Regions from separate parts of the Homo sapiens genome. Here region 2 is linked to region 1. A link is a loop called in an ENCODE intact Hi-C map of the cell type or tissue named here. Cell type or tissue: Calu3. All regions are shown on one strand. Each heading gives the region's core, and the rest is flanking DNA. Links, peaks and the distances in the headings are about the cores only.

Region 1 (7,882 bases), core at 1-5,000:
ACATTTGCATCTGGAAGTTCACATTCTATAACCTCCATCAATACATGTGGATACTCCAGGGCACATCCTCTGTGCCATTTCCAAATGCCCTATGGGGCTCACTCTTCAGACACAAGTCACATAATCTATGTAGTTCCACCTGCCTTTTCACAGATATCCTCATAGTGTGCTTTCTTAGGCTGGGATCCCCCAGGATCTGACTCCAGATAAGGATTTTAATACAAGTGCTTTATTTGTGAGGGGATCCAAGTAGCACCAGTAGTGGGATGAGGAAATGAGAGAGGGAAGGTAAAGAAGCCGCTAAACGGTGCCCTACTGAGCCAGTTATCATGGTGGGCAATGGGGGCATAACCCCACTGGGGACTGTTGAGAGCCAGTGTAAAACATATCTCAGAGTTCTCACCACTGGGGTATATATCCACCAACTCCCATGTGCCATTGGCTGCTCTCTGGGGGAATGAAATCCCAGTGCTTCCAGCCTGCACTCTTTGTAAGTCAATGGAAGCTGTTAGGAGGAAAGCCAAAAAGTCTTGCAGTAGGGCCCCATCTGTACGTGTGGGACAAGTGAGAGCTGAGAGGGTGAGAGTGAGCAAATGTGGCTGCTGATGGTGCCATAAGACTCCTTTATACCTCAGTTGTCCAAATGCTACTGTCCACAAACCATATGGCAGGTTTTCAAACCAGTCACAGAAACACATTCATCTGCCACACTTCTTCCTTGCATTCAGAAGCTTGACAGTGATGAGTTTTACTTGACTATGTCTTTAGAAACAACTCTGGGCTTGTTCTGTAACCCTAACAGAGGCAGCTGGAATTTACAAACCCACTGTGAAATGTGATGGGCTCAGTGTGTTTCTTCTCCAGCAGTGTCTTACTTCTCTTAGTGAAATTTCTGTCCCAATCTTGTGAATAGAAAAGCGAGGCTGGGGGTTTGGGGATGGAGTGGGAGGAAGGAAAATCTACATCATAGAGAAGGTTTACATATAGAAAAACACAGCATAGTGGGGTAGATCTCAAAGTCTATTGCAGTTTTCTGAAGGGCAGAAGGTGGGTTTTTTGTTGTTGTCTATCATTTTCCTTAGAATTACCAAGGGTAAATTAAGTGCTGCTCTAGAAGCCCTGTCATGGCCAACAACTCGGCAATGGACTGTTGAGGTCTTGAGGTTTCTGCAGAGGTATTTTCAGTTGGTGGGGCTCCAGCACTTTCTTGTTCCGCAGTTCTAAGCCTATTTGCATGAAGCATTCTTCAGGTTAACTGCTCAACTCTCACCTTCATGAATCTGGCATATGAGCAATTATCTCTCTCCAAGGACCGGCATTTGTTGGTCTGATTTTCTCGTTCATAGAGTGATGAGATTTCTGCTTGACGTCCTAGTGCCCCTGAGCCTGGCAGGACATGAGTGGTACTCCTGGGCAACCACAGCACTGTTCCAGATAAGAGCAGTTCTCACTCTGAGGACCCTCAAGTCTTCCATGAACTCAGGTCCTTAAAGACACAAGAACAAATACCTAAACGGGAACTGCGCCGAGACGTGTGTATGTGTGTACATGTGGGTACCTTATGTGGAAGCACACACATGTACATGTGCGCAGGAGCTGAAGGGAGCATGATAATTCCCTACGATGCCATGAATAAGAGAACAGCTGTTTATCTCAGATATTAAAAGAATGTCAATTGGGTTGAGTTTTCTTTTGGCACAAGAATAAGGAATGCTTAAGTTTCCCACTTGCATTTAATTTATTTTTAGGTTTATTCACCACCATTTGTCAGGTTTCTTGAGCGTGACCTGAAACTGACCTTTAGATAAACGTGAAGGCAAACAGAGCCCTGAAACTCTATCTGTATGTTCTTTTGTCTTGGGAACTGTAAATCGGGGCATTAGGTGAATAACACAGCTTGGCTTTGTGTCATGAAAAGTAATTCGGGCTGTGGTAAGGGCAGGATTTATGAAGCTGTCTGGCTAGACTTGGGCAAAATGCCAGCTTACACCTGCCTTGCAGATATGGATGTGTGCAGTTGTCACCTTGCTGAAGCAGCCAAATTCCTTTCACTGGATAGAGGCATTGCTCTGCCACCAAAGCTGGGAGCGGGTAGGGAGGCACTGGTGGGGGCACCTGCTGTGGAGGAGCGAAACAGTCTTTAGGAAACAGACAGCATAGACTTCCCTTTTTGAACTTCCCTTTTCTAACTCCCAGGCAAAACTCTCTTTAAAAAAAAATGTAATTACTATTTCCAAAACATTGTAAGTAATCTTGTGGGGTTGGCAAGAAAATGAAAGTAAATCAATTTGCAAAGCTTTACAGCTTTTTTTTTTTTTTTTTAATGAGAGATTGTGTCATAGCTAAGGTGGCTATATAATTTATCATCCAAACAGGGACACTTTTCAAAGTGAAAAAGGGAGGGCTGTAATTAATTCAGCCAGGACAACAGGCATAAATTGGGGCTGTCTGAGGCAAACCAGGATGGACGAGGACCCTAGTCATGAAAATTTACACTGCCACACAATGAACCCACCAAAGGACTGTTGTGTTACAAGGATGCTTCTCTAAGAAGTGACAGAAATTACACTGTCTCGTTGATGGTGCTGGACTCCCTCCACAAAGCAGATGGCCAAATTGTCATGATGCCAAATCACACTGCAGAATTTCTGTAGTAAAATCGTCATGCGCCCTTTTTCTCAGTGCCTTCCCCATCTCAGAAAAGTGCAAAAGCTCAGCAAATCCTTGCTTTTCCTGAGAATGGCCATCAGATAATATACAAAGCCTGGTCAGCATCTGATTAATTAGGATAAAGGCACAAGGGAGAATGTACAGTGTATGGGGAATAGCACTGATCTTTTTTATCTCAATGCTAATGAACTTTGACATGAACTTCCCCTTCTCCAGCAAAGTCATTTCTTAGAGTTTTCAGCTTTCTCCCCACTTTCTCATACTTTATAGCTTCACTGGTGTATTCATTTCATATGGATGCCATAACAAATAATAAAAAAATTTGGTGTCTAAAAACGAGAAATTATTTTCTCATAACACTGGGAGCCAGAAGTCTGAAATCAAGACGTCAGCAGGACTATGCTCCCTCCAAAGACTTTAGGGGAGAATTCTTCCTTACCTCTCCCAATTTGTGGTGGCTCCTGGTGTTCTTTGGCTTGTGGCAACATAACTGCAAACTCTGCCCCTCTTTCCACATGGCCTTCTTCTTGGGTCTCTGTGTCCTTTCCTCTTTTATAAGGATACCTGTCATTGAACTTTGTGCCCACCTTATATCTGGGATAATTTCGTCTTGAGATTTTTAAATAACTACATCTGCAAAGATCTTATTTCCAAATAACATTCTGAGATTCTGGTTTGACACAGATTTGGGGGGGAACATTGTTCAACTCACTACAATTAGTAAATGACAAACAAATAAATTTCTAAAAAGTAGTCCTTAAACTCCTGGCGACCCCTAGCCCCCATCCAGGTAATTGACTGCATGTGTTGTGAAACCCAGTGCCTCTACATTGCTTCTCTTGCTGTGCGGTTCACATGACAGTCCAGAGGAGGAGGCTACCCACAGAGAATGTATAACTTGAACTCAGCCTTAATAGAAGCTTAATAGAAGTTTGGATAAATTGTGAGAAGGGAGAGGGCATTTGAGTTGAAATTTTAAATCTCTCTTTTAAGCGTCAGCCATAGTGATAACCAAAATGTCTCTTCCTTCTGTAAGAGCCTAAAATTCAACTCAAGCAGGCTTATGCAAAAATGGGCTAATGTATCAGCGATAGTAACGGAAAAGTCCAAGTCTAGGCCCAAGAATCACTGGATGTTGCTCCTGTAAGAGTGCTTTCAGAAATACACTAGTCTCTTCTTGACTTGGGCTTCCTCTGTTTTGACATAATTCCTTGAGAAATGGTCCCAAGCAGCTCCATACTAACAGGCTCTCACATTAGTAAATCCAACAGAAATTTCATGTTTCTTTCCCAGCAGTTCCAGAAAAAGTGGATGTTAAATGGCTGTGATGGTCACACGTTCTCTCCTGAGTAATCATTCTGTCAGGGGCTACTGTACTCCTCCTTCCAGGTCTGAGTCACCTGCCCTACTTAGAGCCATGGGGTGGAGTCAGCCATACCCAAATCATGTGGACTAAGCATGAGAAGAGTGAGGGAGGATTCACTTATTCTAGGAAAGCCATTGTGATGTTAGAGGGGAAGGAGAAATAAATGTAGGCAAACAAAAATAACGGCTGTCCACTCCCCTCACTCTGACAACTTTTACAACCACTTCAGACACTATCGGGAGAATTTCTATTCAGCTGTAAGAGCTGTGTCTGTCCCCAGATAATCCACAAAAATACAAAATGTCTGCTTTGGCACCACAGGTACCACAGATATGTTTTATTTACGCATGGTACCTTAGACCCTATTTTCAGGCAACTAGATGGAAGGTATATCAATCTGCTAGTACTGCCATAAAAAAAATCACAGACTGGGTGGCTTCAACAACAGAAATTTATTTCCTCACAGTTCTGGAGCTACAAGTCCAAGACCATTGTGCTGGCCAGCTCAGTTTCTGGTGAGGGCTCCCTTCCTGACTGGTAGGGGCCTGTCTTCTCCCTGTGTCCTCGCATGGCCTTTCCTTTGTGCTCCTGCAGAGAGAGAGAAAGAGAGAGAAAGTTCTCTTGTGTTTCTTTCTCTTATAAGGACACCAGTCACATTGGATTAAGGTTCTACCATTTTTTTTTAACCTCATTTAATCTTGATTACCTCCTTAAAGGCCACATCCCCAAATACAGTCACATTGGGGGTTGGGGATTCAACATATTGATTTTGAGGAAACACAGTTTAGTCCATAACAAACAGGAAAACATTTTTATTCCACTTACCTCTTACTTAATGTTTTCCAAAGACTTGAAGCAATACATTTTGACACTGATTAACTCTGCCATGTGGTGCCACTTCAAATATTTTTTCAAGTGCAAGATGTAAAATATTTTCCAGTTTCCAATCCATGATATCTCAGAGGTCACATCATGATCCCAAGCACAGCCAGAATCCTATCAGTCTTCCCCTATCAATTAACCCTACAATTGTTTCCATTTAATTGCCAGGTGTTTTTTCTCAGATTAGCAGGCCAACAACTAGACTGCTGCCTCCCAAAAATATTTTCAGACATGAATGACACACGTACACACAAATATTCTATGGCATGCAACATGATGAGATCCTAAGCATATACTGATGTTATAGCCAAGCCTGATTTATGGATGTAATCTCTAAGTATTATGGTGCTTGATTATTTGAATTTCTTTCCACTTAAGCTGACATCAATATATAGAAAAAAGACCATCTGAAAACATGTGATACCTATTAAGTGAAACACGAAACATGACTCTTAAAAGCAAATTGGTTACTAATTCCTGGAGCTGAGTTTATTTAAATCCCATTTAAACCAAGTACCTGTTCTAAGGAAACATTTAGAAATCAAAATCCAGAAAACAAAAGGAAAATTCAGCTCTGGCTCTAGGTTGCCTGATAAAATATTCTGACCCGATGCTGTGCCAAGTTCGCCCAGAATTTATAATACAATCCTTGTTTGAGTTTCTCAGGTACTCCAGATTGGAAATGCACCGAGTCACTATTCCCTCTGTGTTTGCCAATTTGACTTCAAAGTCACACATTAGAATTCATTAGCCAGTTATTGAACTACCCCCTTGTTCCTAGTGTGCAATTTAAAAAGAATTTACAAGTTAAAAAATAGTATAAAGACTACCTCTAAAATGTTTTCATTTTGGAAAAAAAAATCGTGTCTACTTAACACATTAGTTGCTTTTGACAAGCTTTAGTTTTAGATGACTTGGGTAGAATTCAGTGTGTCATTCTTGGCATCATGTTCTCACTGGAACCTTGACAATATTAACATCTCCATCTTTGAGAAGACTAAAACTGGAGTTACCGCAAATCTTGGATTCAATGCTTTTTAGTATTTACACTCAAAAGTATCCTTTTTTCACAGGCCCCCTTTTGAGAAAAGGCACAAAAAGCAGGGTGGGAGTGAATGAACGTTTAACCCCTGAAGGCTGTGCAGACACTTAAACAGAGAAATAAGCATTGACATTGCAGTCCAACGTAAAGGAGGTCCAATTAAAAGCTTTTTTTGTATTAACTAAGATAGATAGTTTTTAGTAAGTCTGCATATATATTTATATTCAGCTCTGTAGAATACAGGATAAATTTAGAATAACAATCATCTCTGGGGTTGGACTTATTTATTACTAATATTAGTGGTATTAACAAAAGGAAAATAGCACCGAGGAGTAATTATTATATCCAAGCTTTATGAGGCCTTTTTTTTGAAAAATGTTTTTCTAAACTGAAAATGAAGAGGATAACATCTTGAATGTAATCCTTGACAGCTTCTATTATGGTTTCTGTCACCTTTTAGTATACTTCCTAACTGTGCGTACTACAGAAAATGGCAAGGAATTAATCAGGTTGCCAAAAGAGTTGGGTTACACAGCATGCAGAAAGCACTTCAGCTACATTATTTGTACAATTTCTGTAGGGAGTTGTGCAATAGAGGCCTTAAATTTAATATGTCTGGCCCCTTTCCACCTGGACTCAGTTCAAACCCATTGCCTGCAGCTTGCTGAATCCAGAGTGGGAAATCAGTCATTATATTAGGAACCAATGGCAAATGATTCCAATTCACATTTTTCAGCTGGTACATTTTTTAACCTAGAGCAACACCAAATTGGAAAATTCTGCAATTCTGCAAGCTGGGCATTAGATCTATATTGCAGTCTAAATACATTTCTAGTCTTAAGAAGTTGACAAGATGATTTTTCTTTAGAATTTCTTTAGTTGATGTGCCATTGACAGAAATTTCAAGGTCTACCACATCATCACCTTTTGCTGGTCCTTTGTTTTTCTCACTGAGGGTAAGTGGTGGTGTCAGTGCCATAAACTGCAATAATCTATGAAACATTGACTCGACTCCTTTATGCCTGTGGCCACATTAGGTAAATTGAAAGGCCATATGCAGCAAAATGAAACTTTCTTGGAGATTGTTAAAAACAAACAAACAAACAAAAAATTCCAAGCATAGTGTCTCTTGCCTGTAATCCCAGCACTTTGGGAGGCTGAGGTGGGAAGATTGCTTGAGCCCAGGAGTTTGAGATCAGCATGGACAACATAGTGAGACCCCATATCTAAAACATAAAAATAAAAAAAAAATTAGTTGAGCATGGTGGCACGTACCTGTAGCCCCAGCTACTCAGGAGGCCAAGGTGGGAGGATTGCTTGAACCCAGGGGACTGAGGCTGTAGTGTGTTGTGATCATGCCACTGCATTCCAGCCTGGACAACAAAGTGAGGCCTTGTCTCATAAAAATAAATTATTTTTTATTAGTAAGTAAACATAAAGGAAAGTAATGCTATATGGAAAATGAAATGAAGAAGCAAGTAATAGAAAAAGAAAGGCCAACCACCTCTTAACCATATGAATATATGGTCAAACATGTTGGTAGCAAGGAAATGTAAAATAAAATATAAATGAGATCTCACTTTCTATTCTTCACATTGAAAACTAATATCAAGTGCTGGTGAGAATATAGGGCAACATACTTTGCTGGTAGAATAAAGAATTGCTACAACCTTTATGAAAAGAATCTATCAATACCCATTGACCTAGACATCCCAATTTTGAAAATATACAAAAAGATGAGTAGGTAAAGTCGGAAGTACAAATATGTTTAAGGCAGTCATATTTAAACTACAAAAATTATTAAAACAACCCAAAACGCTATTGATAAGGAAATGCTTGGTTAAGTTATGGTCAATATAGTGACTGGTATGCAACTATTTTAAAATGGGCCCTATAAGTATTTGCTTAGAGGCAGTTATATA
Region 2 (5,000 bases), core at 1-5,000, 350 kb after region 1:
ACATGGTCCTAAAATCAAAGTGTACTTTCCAAATAACTCATGTTAGAAACCTGGACATCTCTAACGCTATGAAGAGGATACGTAGTCCATAGCTGGATTTCTGAGCAATTCTTCTTCCCTTTTTTTCATTCCCTTTGTTTATACCCCAGAATTCTCTCCTCTAAACTTTGAAAAATCCTCCTGATTTGAAACGAATCTATTTTATCTGCCTACCACATCTTTTTTCCTCCAAATTGGGTAGCATAACACTCAAGTAATGGCATACTCCTGCCCCACAGGCTAAAAATACCCAAGTAGACAAAGAATGTTCTTCAGTATGAACATCTGATGTTAATATTTTTTTCCCAAATCATTCTTTCAAGGGCAAGTGTGAGTGAAAAGCACTCACATGGTGAGTGGTGCCATGTCACCATGGCATTTCCTTTATCAAGCAAGTCCATCATTCAAATCCTTAATGGGTAATTGTCAGGGGTGGGAGAAGAACTTCTCATACTTTAGTATGCATATGAATATTACCTGGGAATCTCGTTATATTCTGATCCCATGGGTGTGGGCTGGGCCCCAGAGTCAGCATTCCTAACCAGCCCCCAGTTGGTGTCGAGGCTGCTGGTCTGGGAACTATACTTGGGGTAGCACCAACCTATTTTTAAACTATTATTTTTAGTTATTTAAATTCTAAATTGCTTGTTTTGAACTTTTTCCAGTTTACTGAAGATTTTGGAAGGTATGAGATAAATAAGAAAAGATACAAAGGAAAATCCAGTGATCTCAGCCAGCAAAAGCAATAGGAGTGGAAAGGCCATAGGCCAGTGCTGGGTTGGTGAGTTGCAGGTGGATCTGAGAAGGCAGCAGACGCAATGTCTCACCCTGAAGTTCCAAACCCGCCACTGCCCTCCCCACCCTACTCTGTCCTCCTTCCCCATCTGATTCCTGAACTTCATGCCTCAGAGACCCTCTGGGTACCATTACGGGTAAGTTCAGAGGTGAATTGTTAGTTAATGACTGAGCAGGGTTGGGAGCAGGGAGCTGAGAACTAGAAACAAACAGAGGCTAAAAGTTTGAATGAGATATGTGCGAGTTTCTCTGGGAGGCAGGGTGCAAGGACAGAGGAAGGATTGTCAAGAAGGAAAGGAAAAGCACCCACAGTGAAACCTGAAAGAGGCCCAAAACAAAACTCCCCTGATTTCCTCATTGCCTCAGGGCTGGGCCCCAGGTACATTTATTTCTTTTCTAATTACCTACACCTGAGTGAACATAGACAGGTATTTATATCTCAGTGAGCTGTTTAGGTGTGTTTATTTAGGTTTTATTTATAATCCCAGATTAGGTAATTTCCTTTTAAAAATTATAGGTGGACTGTGATGAGAAAGAGCTTTTATCTGATTGTTAGTAAGATCATAGGCGTAAAGAGAATTTTGCTTTTGAAAACTTACAAGGGCTATTGAGTTTTTCAATTAAACAATGTGGCCCTTCTAAGGTTACTAAAGAGAAACCCACATATTCACAATCAACCTCTAAGGCTGTTGAGGTTTCTCAGTTCTTTGAACCTCGAACACTCTGTGTTCCTAAGCCACTAGAGGTGGAAACAAAATAGAGCCGCTTATCACATTTCTTCTATTCCACACCTCAGTATTGTCATCGTCTCCACTTGCCCTTCAGCGGAGGAGATTAATAGATTTCAACAGGACCTTTTGTGGGCTCAGAGGAGCTGGCTCTGCACTTATTTGCCCTCTTTGTGTGGTTGTAAAGTGTTCTGACCAGATGACTCGGCATTGCCAGTAAGAACCCAGCCCCATGCCACAGGGACTCTATGGCCAGAAGCACTGCTTCCTCTGCCTTGTTTCTTGAGATCAGTGAAACAGGAATATTTTCTTGCGAAACCCTGATTCAATAACTGGTGGCTCAGAGCCCACAATAAAATCATGGTAACAGTCTATAAACATCAAAACATTAATCCTTTCCAAGTAGGAGCTGACGAGAATAAGCCTAATTGCAGTAATGACCTGAAGTATAGATGCTGCTCTGCATAAACTCTCACTCCCTGGTGGGAATGTTCCCATGGAACTCTGGGACTGTGCCATGCACACACCTAACTCTAATAATACTAAATCTAAACATGGGCATTCCTGCTGGATGAGCGGACTGATAGTCATTAAAGGCCTAAAAGGTAAAAAATTATTACTACTTTAAATCACTTTCCAAAGACTAAGCATTTTTTAAATTGTTAATGATGGCCCCATTCTCTCATTTAATTTCATTTTTAATTTTTAACTTTAAAAAACACTCCAGTTAGATACAAATATTTTAATTTTTATTTATTAGGGACCATATATTTATGCAATATCCATGTTTGCTACCATAGGCACTTGAGCTGTGATGATTTCACTTTGGTAACTTGAAAATGTATATAATAGATTTTTAAAATTAATTTGTAACAGGAATAAAAATTACCACAGTGTGAGAATTCACAAAGCTCCCTCTCCTTCCCCTTTTTCTATCCTCACTCCACAACTGGCACTAGCTTTTAAAGGGGATGAATTTTTGCATCCTGGATCAGCGCCTGGACTTTTCTTTGGAAAAACAAACAAAGAGAATGGATAAAACTGAAAGAAAATGGAAAACATCCCTTCACTATTCTGGTGGGATTGACCCCATCCCCAACTCCAAAGATGGGCCCTAATTTGTTTATCCAAATAATACACATACACACACACACACACACACACACACACACACACACACACACACACACAGCCCACCTTCTGTGGAGGCCTCAGTCGCTATGACAAGATCCAGTGTTGTTTTCTCCATAGTAATGATGACTTTCCTTGTTTTTTGGTTTGTTTGTTTACTAGAAAAATTAATTCCCTGGAACTGAGGACTTTGGTGTCTTTTTCACTCCTATGCCCAGCACCTAGCACAATGGCACAGCATCTGACACATAGTAAATAATCAATATTGCTATTGCAGTAGCTTCCTAACTGGTCAAATTACTTCTGATCCCGCCCCGCCCTCTCAGTGCAGCCCCACCCTCTGCACCTCTGTACCTGTGCAGCAGCTTCCTCTGGCCAGCATGGTGTCCACAGCCCAGAACCTGGCACTAGGAGATTCCTGGAGAAAGTGAGCCTTCTTGTCTGACTGTCCAGAGAGTGAGAGAAAGTGTGGCAAGTATTTTTGTATATAAGCTTCCTAAAAATAACTTGTTATAGAGCCACATGAATACCTGCTTACGAAGCATTTTATCAGCCTCACGAAACATGTGAAAAGGAATTACATAAAATTAGTAAGACAGATCTGAAAAATGTTTTCATTTAAAGTAAAATTCAAGATTTGTTATCTGATAATATTTTGTGATGATTATATATATCTAAAGAAAGATAAATTTCTTTTTGAAACTTATTCTCCCTTTTCTTTCCTCAATAACGTTTAATTTTTTATGTAAGAAGTCCAACATACTTAGAAGTATACACAGAGAATGACTTAATAAAAACTTACATAGCTGCAACTTAGATTTGACAAATATCAATACATTTCTAAACATCTTTATTTAAAAATAAAATTGGATATTTTCACATAATTGAAGTTCATAAAAAGATTTGAGCCACAAAAAAAGAGTTTGAATATTACTGTAACATAAAAGTTTGAAAGATTTTTGTTGAATGATTTTAAATGTTACTGAATCAAATTGATGCAGGTTCTTTGGAAATAAAATAAATTTAGGCAAAATTACTTCATCACAAATACCTGAGTGTTTTAATTTTTGTGTGAATAATATTAAAATGTGACTGAGGTTAATATGCAGCTAGAAATCATACATCTAGGAGATGGATCTGAGGTTCACCTATCTTTTTATAGTGAATTTTGAAATATAGGCAAGCACAGCATAATGATGGTTCCATCAATGACAAAGGGCATATATAGTGGTAATCCTGTAAGACTAGAATACTGTATTTTTACTGTACCTTTTTAATGCTCAGATATGTTTAGATATGTAAATACTTACCATTGGGTTACAATTGTTTACAGTATCCAGTATAGTAACATGCTATACAGGTTTGTAGCCTAGGAGCAGTACCATATTGCTTAGGTGAATAGTGGGTTATACCACCTAGGTTTGTGTAAATACATTCTATTATGTTCACACAATGATGATACTGCCTAATCACACATTTCTCAGGACGTATCTCTGGCATTAAGCAATGCATGACTGTAAAAGGAAATTATGCCTTTTTTTCTCCAAATAGTAATTCTCTTCTAGAACACTATTCCTCCTACTTATGTGTTCTAGTATGTGGGTTGGTATGCCTTGTATGATGTACAACAGGTCTTTCCTAGTTAGGAGAGATATTTAAACAAAGGTAGAAAGAGAATTTTTAAAAAGAATGGAGAAAATTAAAGACCACTTCTTTCTTAATTGAAGGACTATGGTTGTAAAAACTTTTGATCATTTCCCTTCTCTACCCTTGTAAATACATGTGTAATCAAGTACTGACCTTTTGGTACTGGAAACAGGAAACACCTGATGTACAAGGTTATCTTTCCTGTAGAACATGTTGTCAGACGCACAGCTGAATTAAGGGTGGATCAGGCAGGCTGCTGCTTGGGAAACTGTTCTGTAAGAGGGGCTAAGAGAATCGTGGAAATGTCACAAGATGGAGGAACTTGTATATGCCACGTTTCTTCTTAGGGAAAAGGATGGGATACTAAGATGGGGCTAAGACCCGAGAAGGCGATATTTGCATCTGACTTCCAAGAAGAGCAAGCCAGAGGCACAGCCTCTGTGGGCACAGCCGTGCTGAGTGGAATATCCACACCTGGTAGAGCCAAATAGCCTAAGACATGAAAGGGGACACCGAGGGACCCAGAAGTTCCCACTGCACATTGCTCCCACACAGAGCTCAGACTCTCTTCGATATAAATGTACAAATATTGAAAGAATATGGTTTTAAAATAAAATTATCAACCTGCCAGGATGCCCCCAGTCCCCATCTAGGCCTGGT

Evidence for each region. A loop is a pair of places that touch in the nucleus more often than their neighbours do. Peaks named below come from ENCODE experiments on the same cell type or tissue, not always from the same donor. Only the 100,000 strongest peaks of a DNase experiment are listed, where the experiment ranks them.
Region 2: a loop joins it to region 1, with 1.9 times the contacts of the local background. A loop is called at or near these places in 1 of 110 quality-filtered maps.

Annotation. Positions count from the first base shown.
Region 1 is chr5:124,055,325-124,063,206 of GRCh38, forward strand. LINC01170 (long intergenic non-protein coding RNA 1170) reads right to left here. Exons shown (of 6, transcript NR_125774.1): 5 at 7,094-7,186; 6 at 4,470-4,624. Among named protein-coding and RNA genes, the nearest start is that of LINC01170, 380 kb to the right of the region's middle. RefSeq lists an enhancer at 1,388-1,577. In Calu3, for the core only: no CTCF peak of the experiment used is centred there; a DNase peak (open chromatin) is centred at 1,977.
Region 2 is chr5:124,400,461-124,405,460 of GRCh38, forward strand. The region is part of intron 3 of LINC01170 (long intergenic non-protein coding RNA 1170); the gene reads right to left. It overlaps LOC105379155 (a long non-coding RNA gene), which reads left to right and starts at 3,050. Exons shown (of 3, transcript XR_001742872.2): 1 at 3,050-3,120. RefSeq lists an enhancer at 1,684-1,853 and a cis regulatory region at 1,769. In Calu3, for the core only: no CTCF peak of the experiment used is centred there; DNase peaks (open chromatin) are centred at 1,801 and 3,011.